Linked DNA regions of Homo sapiens: region 2 is linked to region 1. The links are chromatin loops, found by intact Hi-C in ENCODE. Cell type or tissue: ascending aorta. All regions are shown on one strand. Links, peaks and the distances in the headings refer to the core of each region. The heading gives the core; the rest is flanking DNA. Region 1 overlaps GPC4 (glypican 4). Region 2 has its middle 62 kb from the start of GPC4.

Evidence for each region. Hi-C counts contacts between places; a loop is a spot of excess contacts. Peaks named below come from ENCODE experiments on the same cell type or tissue, not always from the same donor. Only the 100,000 strongest peaks of a DNase experiment are listed, where the experiment ranks them.
Region 2: a loop joins it to region 1, with 2.8 times the contacts of the local background. A loop is called at or near these places in 1 of 110 quality-filtered maps.

The regions. Positions count from the first base shown.
Region 1 is chrX:133,333,286-133,337,680 of GRCh38, forward strand. The region is part of intron 2 of GPC4 (glypican 4); the gene reads right to left. Among named protein-coding and RNA genes, the nearest start is that of GPC4, 80 kb to the right of the region's middle. In ascending aorta, for the core only: a CTCF peak has its summit at 1,919 (motif pointing right); no DNase peak of the experiment used is centred there; H3K27ac peaks cover 568 bases.
Region 2 is chrX:133,474,792-133,479,186 of GRCh38, forward strand. No RefSeq gene overlaps it. Among named protein-coding and RNA genes, the nearest start is that of GPC4, 62 kb to the left of the region's middle. In ascending aorta, for the core only: no CTCF peak of the experiment used is centred there; no DNase peak of the experiment used is centred there; H3K27ac peaks cover 1,098 bases.

The DNA.
Region 1 (4,395 bases), core at 132-4,131:
TCCCTCCAGACAGATCCATTGCTTCTTGCTGATGTCATGCCTTCTGAAGAAGTCAAAGCTAAGAGGAGAGGCCCAAAGTTAAAGTGCTTTGGGCTCGTAAAGCTGCACATGCATTTTCAATCCGATGAGATAGCCAATGCTAAAGTCACAATTGGTCACACTTCAGATAACAACTCAAAAGGCAGAAAACCTTTGTCAATAGAGAAATGTGTGCATTTTGTCTGAGCTTTTGATTTGATTACAGTAAGCTGGCAGTGGCTCATTCTGGTCAAGTTTCACAGAGAGATTATAAAAGAATTAGCAAAAGTAGCTGGCTTTTTAGTCTCTTTCATATGGAAAGAAAAGAAAATAGAATCATAAAGGAAAGAGTAGCAGTGCTTTCAAACTAAATCGGAGACCACTGGCATAATCTGGAAGAAACACTGCATTTGCAGGAAGGCCAGAAGGCCTCATGTCTTTCTCCGTACTTTCGAGGCTACTCAGCCTATGAAATGTTGCCCGCTGTACTACAGCAGAGGTTTTAGAAAGCAATGATTTTTTTAATGTCTTAATGAAATGTGAGGTGAGGATTAAAAACCAATCAATGTTGTATATTATGCTATGCATATCTATGACACACTTACTTTGAGGGTGTTTTAGACTTTTTCCAATGTAAAACCCTCTCAGGGGATCTTTAGTAAGTGTGGCTATATAAACGACAATTATCTATATAGGTAGAAAATAGTTAAAGTCAGGGGTCAGGAAAATTCCAGAAATTTCAGCTTAGTCAATGGCCATGAAGCTTATCTGGACATATTTGTCTTTTAAGGTTAGCAGATAGCTCGCTTCCACTGAGGTCATGCCTTTCACGGGCATATAAATTTTAATGCCTCCTACTCACTGATCCTCTGCACTGGTTAATGGCTAATATGAACTACAGAAAATTTGCAGTTGGTGATTAAAATGCAGATTCTGCTAAGTCTGAAGAGTGCTTCGTGCCCTGCCTCTGTGAAGTGATAGGAAACAAGGGGCCTTAGGGCTTAAGGGAAGGGTAACTGCTTGGTTTACACTTGGCCCATGCAGATAGATGGGACAGACAATTATTTCTTTTGTGTGCATTTTAAGCTAATTCAGAAAATTTCTACTATTATTCAAGTTAACAAGCTTCAGGCTCATGGGAGGGTTTTTCAAAGACCTGGTGAAAGTAGCTGAGAGTTAAAAAATGATAGAGGGAAAATAGAGGGTACCATACAGACGGCTAATTAACATCTTGTAAGGCCTTTCACTAAAGCAGCTGGTCTAGTCACATGTTTAAAAGATTCACAGAATTGGTAGGATTGAAAAGGGTTTTAGAGAGCATCTAGCTCAACCCCCTCATTTTATGGATGGGAAAACTGAGACTCATTTAATTGCCCCAGGTCACAGTCACAGTGGGTTCACTGCAGAACTAGGATGATAATTCACTGTGCACTGCCTCCCATCCAAAGTTATTAAATTTGCTCTGAAAATGACAAATTAAAGGAGTTTTCCCAATAGACTAGCATCAGACAACAACCATTTCCTTAGTTATTTAAACATGCAGAATATCTACAGTTTGATACAGGCAGTTATGTAGCAATGACATTACTTCATAGCTGTAACATCATTTTTACTATGTAATTCAGAAATACATTTAACATGGCAGCTGTAATCACCTTAACCTATTTGGGATTTTAACTATGCTTCTTTTAAAAACAACTATTTTCTCACAAAATGCCAGGCATTTGGGGGCGGGTCTTTATGCTGTGGTCCCAAAACACGGATTATGCCCCACTTCTATTTCTATTCCCTTTGCCAAGCAATTTTCCCTAACTCCCTCCTGAATTAAGTATGTGATTAGCATATTCATGAGATGACTGATTCAGCTAAGTTAATTAGCAGCTCTACTATCAAAAAATTCCCAGAATTGGCCAAGAGGGGGAGCAGCTAGCTCTGTCACTACCACAATCTGGCTCTATGTCTCCAGCAGAATACAGATTTCTGGTATTAAACATCCTAAGTTAAAAAGTGGGTTTAAAAAATGATAGCATAGAAAAACACAGAGGCCAGTCTTTAAACTCAGTGATATAGATTTAAAATATAAGAAATCTGATGATTTTTGAGGGGGAGGAAGTGTTCTCTTGTACGTCACCCAAATCCGAACACACACACACATACACACACACACACGCACACACACGAGTTTATATCTTAAAAACTGATATAGACCGTACAGTCTCTTGAGATGTGCAAACGATAGGAAATTAAAAGTACAGAATAAAAAAGGGCCTTAGAGGTAAGGGAACTGGAGAAGGGACTCATCTCTCAAATCCAATGACTATAAAAATGTCAGAACTGGCACTAGAACCCTGACCAGGGTCAATTGAGGAAGAATGATGGAAAACTGGGATAATGAGATGATTTCTGGTAACAGAAGGCTAACTCTCTACAAGCCCCCAAACTTTATTTTTGTTGAAAAGGTTTTTTTTCAATAATTACTTTAAAAGTAATTATTTCTACCTTAGAAAGAAGTGGTATCTCATAGACATAGACAGGTTTTGATGATAGACAAAGTTGTCTGGGGTCAAGGTCACCACTTTGAATTTACACTGTAAGCTTGCAGATGACAAAAGGTACTCCCTTGAAGTTGCCTGACCCATAATATTTCCATGTGTCCTTTTACTATTTCCTTACTATATGTCCCCAGCTGTCTCTGTGCAACTTCACTGCTCCATCTTGGTTCCCTACCACCATCTTTTTAGTCTGCCCAACTTTCTCTCTTCAATTCACACCAAGAGCCAGGGTTTAGCTATTATAATAGTTTGGATAATTCTTTGGCCAAAGCATCCACCCTTGAATTTCTGAGAGTCAAGACATATCCTATAGCCTGTTAATCAATGCCCTTGGATCGGCAGGCATTGAGAATTACTGGCAAGTCCTAATTGACAGCCTTAAAAATTAGTCAATCATCGCCAGGCGCGGTGGCTCATGCCTGTAATCCCAGCACTTTGGGAGGCTGAGGTGGGCGGATCACCTGAGGTCAGGAGTTCGAGACTAGCCTGGCCAACATGGTGAAACCCCGTCTCTACTAAAAATACAAAAATTAGCTGGGCGTGGTGGTGTGTTCCTGTAATCCCAGCTACTTGGGAGGCTGAGACAGGAGAATCGCTTGAACCCAGGAGGCAGAGGTTGCAGTGAGCCGAGATTGCGCCACTGCACTCCAGCCTGGACAACAGAGCAAGGCTCCATCTCAAAACAAACAAACAAAAAATTAATCAATCAATGCAGCACCCACTAGGGGACTATGATTTGGTGGGTACCAGTCAACTAAGGTTTTACCATATAAAATTATCTCATTGTTTCTGTAACCTAACATGGAGAAAATGTGCAAAGTATTCTGGCATTCCAGTATTCCAGCATTCCAGTATATTGATCTCCAGATCAAGTACATTTCAGCTACTACCCATTAAAAAAAAACCTTGTATCTATGTTCCCTAACTTTATTGTCTATGCCATATTTTATGTTATATTATATTATTTTATTTATTTGTTTTGAGACAGGGTCTTGTTCTGTTGCCTAGGCTGGAGTGCAGTGGCGCAATCTTGGCTCACTGCAGCCTTGAACTCCCAGGCTCAAGTGATCCTCTCACCTCAACCTCTCAAGTAGCTGGGACCATAGGCGCACACCACCACTCCTGGCTAATTTTCATATTTTTAGTAGAGACAGGGTTTCACCACATTGCTCAGGCTGGTCTCGAACTCCTGGGCTCAAGCAATCTGCCCGCCGTGGCCTCCCAAAGTGCTGGGATTACAGGCATGAACCACCATGCCCAGCCTATGCCATATTTTAATTTGAAGTCAGAAAAAACACTGGAGTTTCATAATCATTAAAGTTTTGAAACTGATCAAGGCACAGTGTTAACATATTTATTGAATGTGAAGCCTGGTAGGGAAGAGCAAGAAAAACTTTCTATCCTTTTTAAAAAACACATGTTAACACTTACTGATAAAGTTTCTCTGTATGGTTTAAGAAGAAAACAACAACAACAACAAAACACTACACATTGGAATCATAGTAGTGCTATAAAACCATGGGGAGCGAGAAGGGAAAAGAATAGCTAAACCAGTAGGCCCATAGGCAATGACTGTGGGCTCCCTGCCAGGAAGATACAAGTCTAACAAGAAATGAGGTGACTTGCAGTAGAAGGCCTTGGAACTTGGAAACAACTTTATCTCCACTACATTGTGCTGCCAACGGGAGAGTCATTTCTAAAGAGCAGATTTTTTTTTCCTTCTAAATTCCATTATGAAGCCCCTAAGTGGTGATTTTTAAATATCAACATCTTAAGTTTTCAAAAATGACCATTTAATTAGCTTTCTAAGTTTTCTCCCCAAAGT
Region 2 (4,395 bases), core at 243-4,242, 140 kb after region 1:
CAGGATGATTTCCGTCAGCCTTCATTTCTACCTTCTATCTGCTTTTTGTGCTGGCCAATATCCTCACTCAGCCATCAGGTCAGCGTCCTGTTTTGTATGTTAACCCAGCCAGTGAAAAAGTGATGGTACCTTATTGACCATAGATTACACTTGAGACACACAGGCCTAGAAGCATCATCTTTCCAATTAGATGGGGGAAAGGGGGAGGTTGTGATCCAATGGGACCCCCAGTGAAGATCCCATTACAGTGTTAGCAACATTTTGGATGTTAACCAAAAACTGTCCATCAACTTGCAACTCCAGCAATTACAGATTCCACTTGGGAATTTGACTCTACATGGGACTACATTTCATCCAGGGAGAGCTATCTGGATGGCTCTGATTTAGGATGCAGGTGTGTTGGGAGATGTAAGTAGTTAACTTTTGTAAAACATGCCAAGGCCTTTCAATGAAAGGTGTTTTGAGAAAATCTACTATTGTTAACATCATCTTCTTTTTGAGACACTCCAGGAGCCAAAGTGCTTGTTTTCACACTAGTTTCATGAAAAAAAGGTGTCGACTGTACCAAGTTAATCCATTCTTGCAAAATGCCCATGGAGCCAGCGTGAATTGAAAAATGACTTAAAGAAAAGACCTTCCAAAGAGCCAAAGACCTTCTAGCACCAATTATGCCAAGAAATGCTAAGCCAATTAGCAAGTTGGCTAATTTAAAAAGAAATGTTAGAAGTAGTCAGTGAAAATGGACCATCACCTTGATAAATAGTCCATCTGTTTGAGTAGCATTTCCAGTGTTAATTGAGGTCTGGGTGACTCAGTGCCCTGGTGGCCAAAAATCTGTCCTGAGAAAAAGTAAAGAGAAGGTACTCAGAGGCCAAACCATGGAGCCCATGGCTTCTCACATCTGCACACAGCCCCCAGGCCAGTGCTTTAGAACACCAGATGTTTACGCTCCACTTCCTGACCTCCCTTCCAAATGGCAGTTCTTGGAGTCCCACTGAAGGGCTTTGCAGGCTGTTTGTTTTTGTGTGGAGTGCTGTGGATTTGATTTTTGCCTGCAATGACTTCCTGACAGAACTGTTTCTCCAAATGATAGTATTTCACTAGGAAATGGTTGAAAAACAAGGACCAAAATGTGAATGTGGACTTCAATGTTCTCCACAGGCCTGAGACCCCTGCCAGTGCCCTGGGTGGGTGGGCAGGGGTAAGGGTAGAGATTCCTAGGAACCAAAGATCTTAATTTTAAGGCAAAGTATTTTTTAGAGCCCCTAGGGAGATGTGAGCCTGGGAGAGTTCTGCCTTCCCCAGTATGGAAACCATGCCAAGGGTAATGAAAGAAGTAAATGAAAATGTTGAGCCTGGCAGCATGAAAGATTGAGTAAACCCATCATTTGGTCATTTGCAAAGTGGCTGGAGAAATTGCATTCTTGCTGGCAGAGCAGTCCCATGCAGGCGATGACATGCCATTAATAAAGTGCCTGTCTCTCCCACTTGCTCCAGGATTTGGTTCTGGATGCCACAGGGAAGAAGCCACTGCTTGACTTAAGGGACCAAACAGACCAAATCACTTGATTGAAAGGGTTGAGGCCAGGCATGGTGGCTCACGCCTGTAATCCTAGCATTTTGGGAGGTCGAGACAAGTGGATCGCTTCAGGCCAGGAGTTCAAGACCAGCCTGGCCAACATGGTGAAACCCCGTCTCTACTAAAAATACAAAAATGAGCCAGGCATGGTGGCACGTGCCTGTAATCCCAGCTACTCAGGAGGCTGAGTCACGAGAATCGCTTGAACCTGGGAGGTGGAGGTTGCAGTGGGCTGAGATCGCACCACTGCACTCCAGCCTGGGTGACAGAGCGAGACCCTGTCTCAAAAAAAAGAAAAGAAAAGAAAAGAAAAGAAAAGAAAAGAAAAGAAAAGAAAAGAAAAGAAAAGAAAAGAAAAGAAAAGAAAAACAAAGGCCTGATCCAGTGCTTTCAGTTCTCTAATAGCCAACTCTGACTGCAAACAAAGGAGTTGCTTTCATACAGGTCACAACCCTTCCCATAAACCCTCCTCCTTGGAGATACCCTTTTTAACATGGCACTTTATCGAATCAAGCCAAAACAGGCCAGAAAATACTAGGCATCCATTCTGTGCCCAATATGGTGCCAGACATGAGGAAAAGCAGTACACCAGTCTGTTGGGGAAAGAAGAGAGACATACAACACAACTAGAAGGATGTTGTAACACTGCACAGGCCCAAGCAGTGGATTATATGGTGCGAGAGGGCTCTCATCTTTTTGGAGTCATTTGTGAAGGTTTGGGAAGGCGATAAAGAGAGTAAAAGGCATTCCAGGCAGACGATTACAGCACAAAGATGGCAGGGCAGGAATGAGCATGACCAGTGTGGGCCAGACTCTGTGGCCTGGCCAGGTCAAAGAGGGTGAAGTGAGAGGGGAATTGTTGGAGAAAAGTTGGAGATAAGAGTGGGTCAGGGAGGGTTTTATATGGCAGGATGAGGACTTTGGAATGTGATCCCCGAGCAATACAGAAGACCCTGCAGAATGACAGGGATGTAAAGAAAGAAGCCTTTTAGGCAGATGCCTGTGGCTTTATGTGCAAGACTTGGAGGAGTTGAGTGGAGGGTTTTGCAGCCATGCAGACCCACGGTGGTCAGTGCTTGGCCAAGGCTAGGGCTGGGAGAATGGAGAACCAGCACAGCCTATGGCACAAGCAAGGGCTTTGGAACCAGACACACCTGGATTCAAATTCCCTCCACCACCCCATGTACCTACCACTTATGAGCTGTGTAACCTTGAGCAAGAAGCCTCTGTTTCCTTCCCTCTAAACTGGGGCTAACCCTCTTGCTTGCCTCCTAGGGAAGCCACTGGATCCCCAGAGCTAAAGCAAGGTGAGAGAAGCTAGCCACAAGTTTAAGAAGGTAAAAGTGACCTGGAAGGAAGTGTGTCTAAGGCACCTAGGAGGCCCCACGAAGCAGTAGCTTCTCATGTTTAGGCTCATTCAAAGAGACTTCCTGAGAAAGAACCAACAGGATCTAGTGCCAGGGAGGACTGCAATTGCCGGAGATGGGGGAGACACTGATGATTGCCATGGTTCAAAATGGGGAGGACAGTGGCCCAACGGCCTGAGCCTGGGAATTGAGCTGGGCCTGGGTGGGGGTGGTGATAAACCAAGCTCTATTTTAGACGGTGTTTTTGAGGGCAAGAGGAACTGCCTCCCAGCTGTTTGTTTTATATGTGTATTCCTTCTCGCAATGTTCAGGCTCCTAAAGGGCCTTGTTTAGAGAAGTGCTGCAGCAAAGCAGGAGAAGGTATATTTTAAAGTGACAGGTCTAAAAATACTGCTCTCTTTTTGCCCTTTCACAGCTGCAGATTCCCAATCCTGATCCTCACTGGGAGAAATAATAAAATGCATATGTTTATAATAAAAATCATATTTCCCTCTTCCCGTGATGTCTCCCAGTTGTAGGTTCCCATCCGTTTGCTGTTTGACCTATCATTTAACAAATGTATTTTAAGAAAAGTAATCTTTTCTACTGACATGTCCTATAAACGTCACATCCTCAGCATTGGTTCTCATTGAGGAACAGAGATGCATGTTTTGAATATTTCCATAAATGCTTTTCACTCCATTCCCAGGCGAGGATTTTTAAATGCTTGCTTTGAGACAAAATATACAGACCATGCACTGTACAATGATGTAGGTCTCTCGGGCCTGATTGTCAGAGGGCAAGGTGAGAGTTTGGGTTCTGGAGAAATTTGCTACAATTGGCAGCTGAAACCCAGGCCTCAGCTCTTCTGTGGGTCATCATTCAGGTGTGCTCAGCGCAAGGCATCCTGGGAAGTCAGTACTTGGGCCTTACCCTGAGTAGAGTGAATGGGACTCTGAGAGACTTCTCTTGAAGGCACTAAGTGGGATTGTGTTGACGGTGGGCTAAGTCAACATTCATTGTGCAAAGCGCAGAGAAAGCATCTCTTCCTTTGTCCTGAAGGATGAGGCCCAATCAGAGAGCAGGCACAGATCCTCTGTCATTTGGAAGGGAGCTGATGTTGTTTAGAGACATCTATCCATCGTTGTTCTATGGATTAAAGAAAATGAGTTTAATGCACTCAGTAGGGCACCTGGCACATAGTACGCACTCAAGGAAGCAAGATCTGTCCCACTTACAGAAAGAGCAAGGAAAGATATCTCAAGGCCACTGCCAACTGTGTTGGAAGTCCAGGCAGGGATTGTGGCGGGGACTAGGAATAGGAAGGAGACATGGAAATGGTGTAGTACAAGGCAGAACACAAACAGAAGAGAATTAAGGGAGCCAAGGCAGATTACCTACAGGATGGGAGAGAAAAGGGTAGGAAGAGCTGTGATTAGGTGTCAGGCAGGTAGCGAGTTAACCCCTATA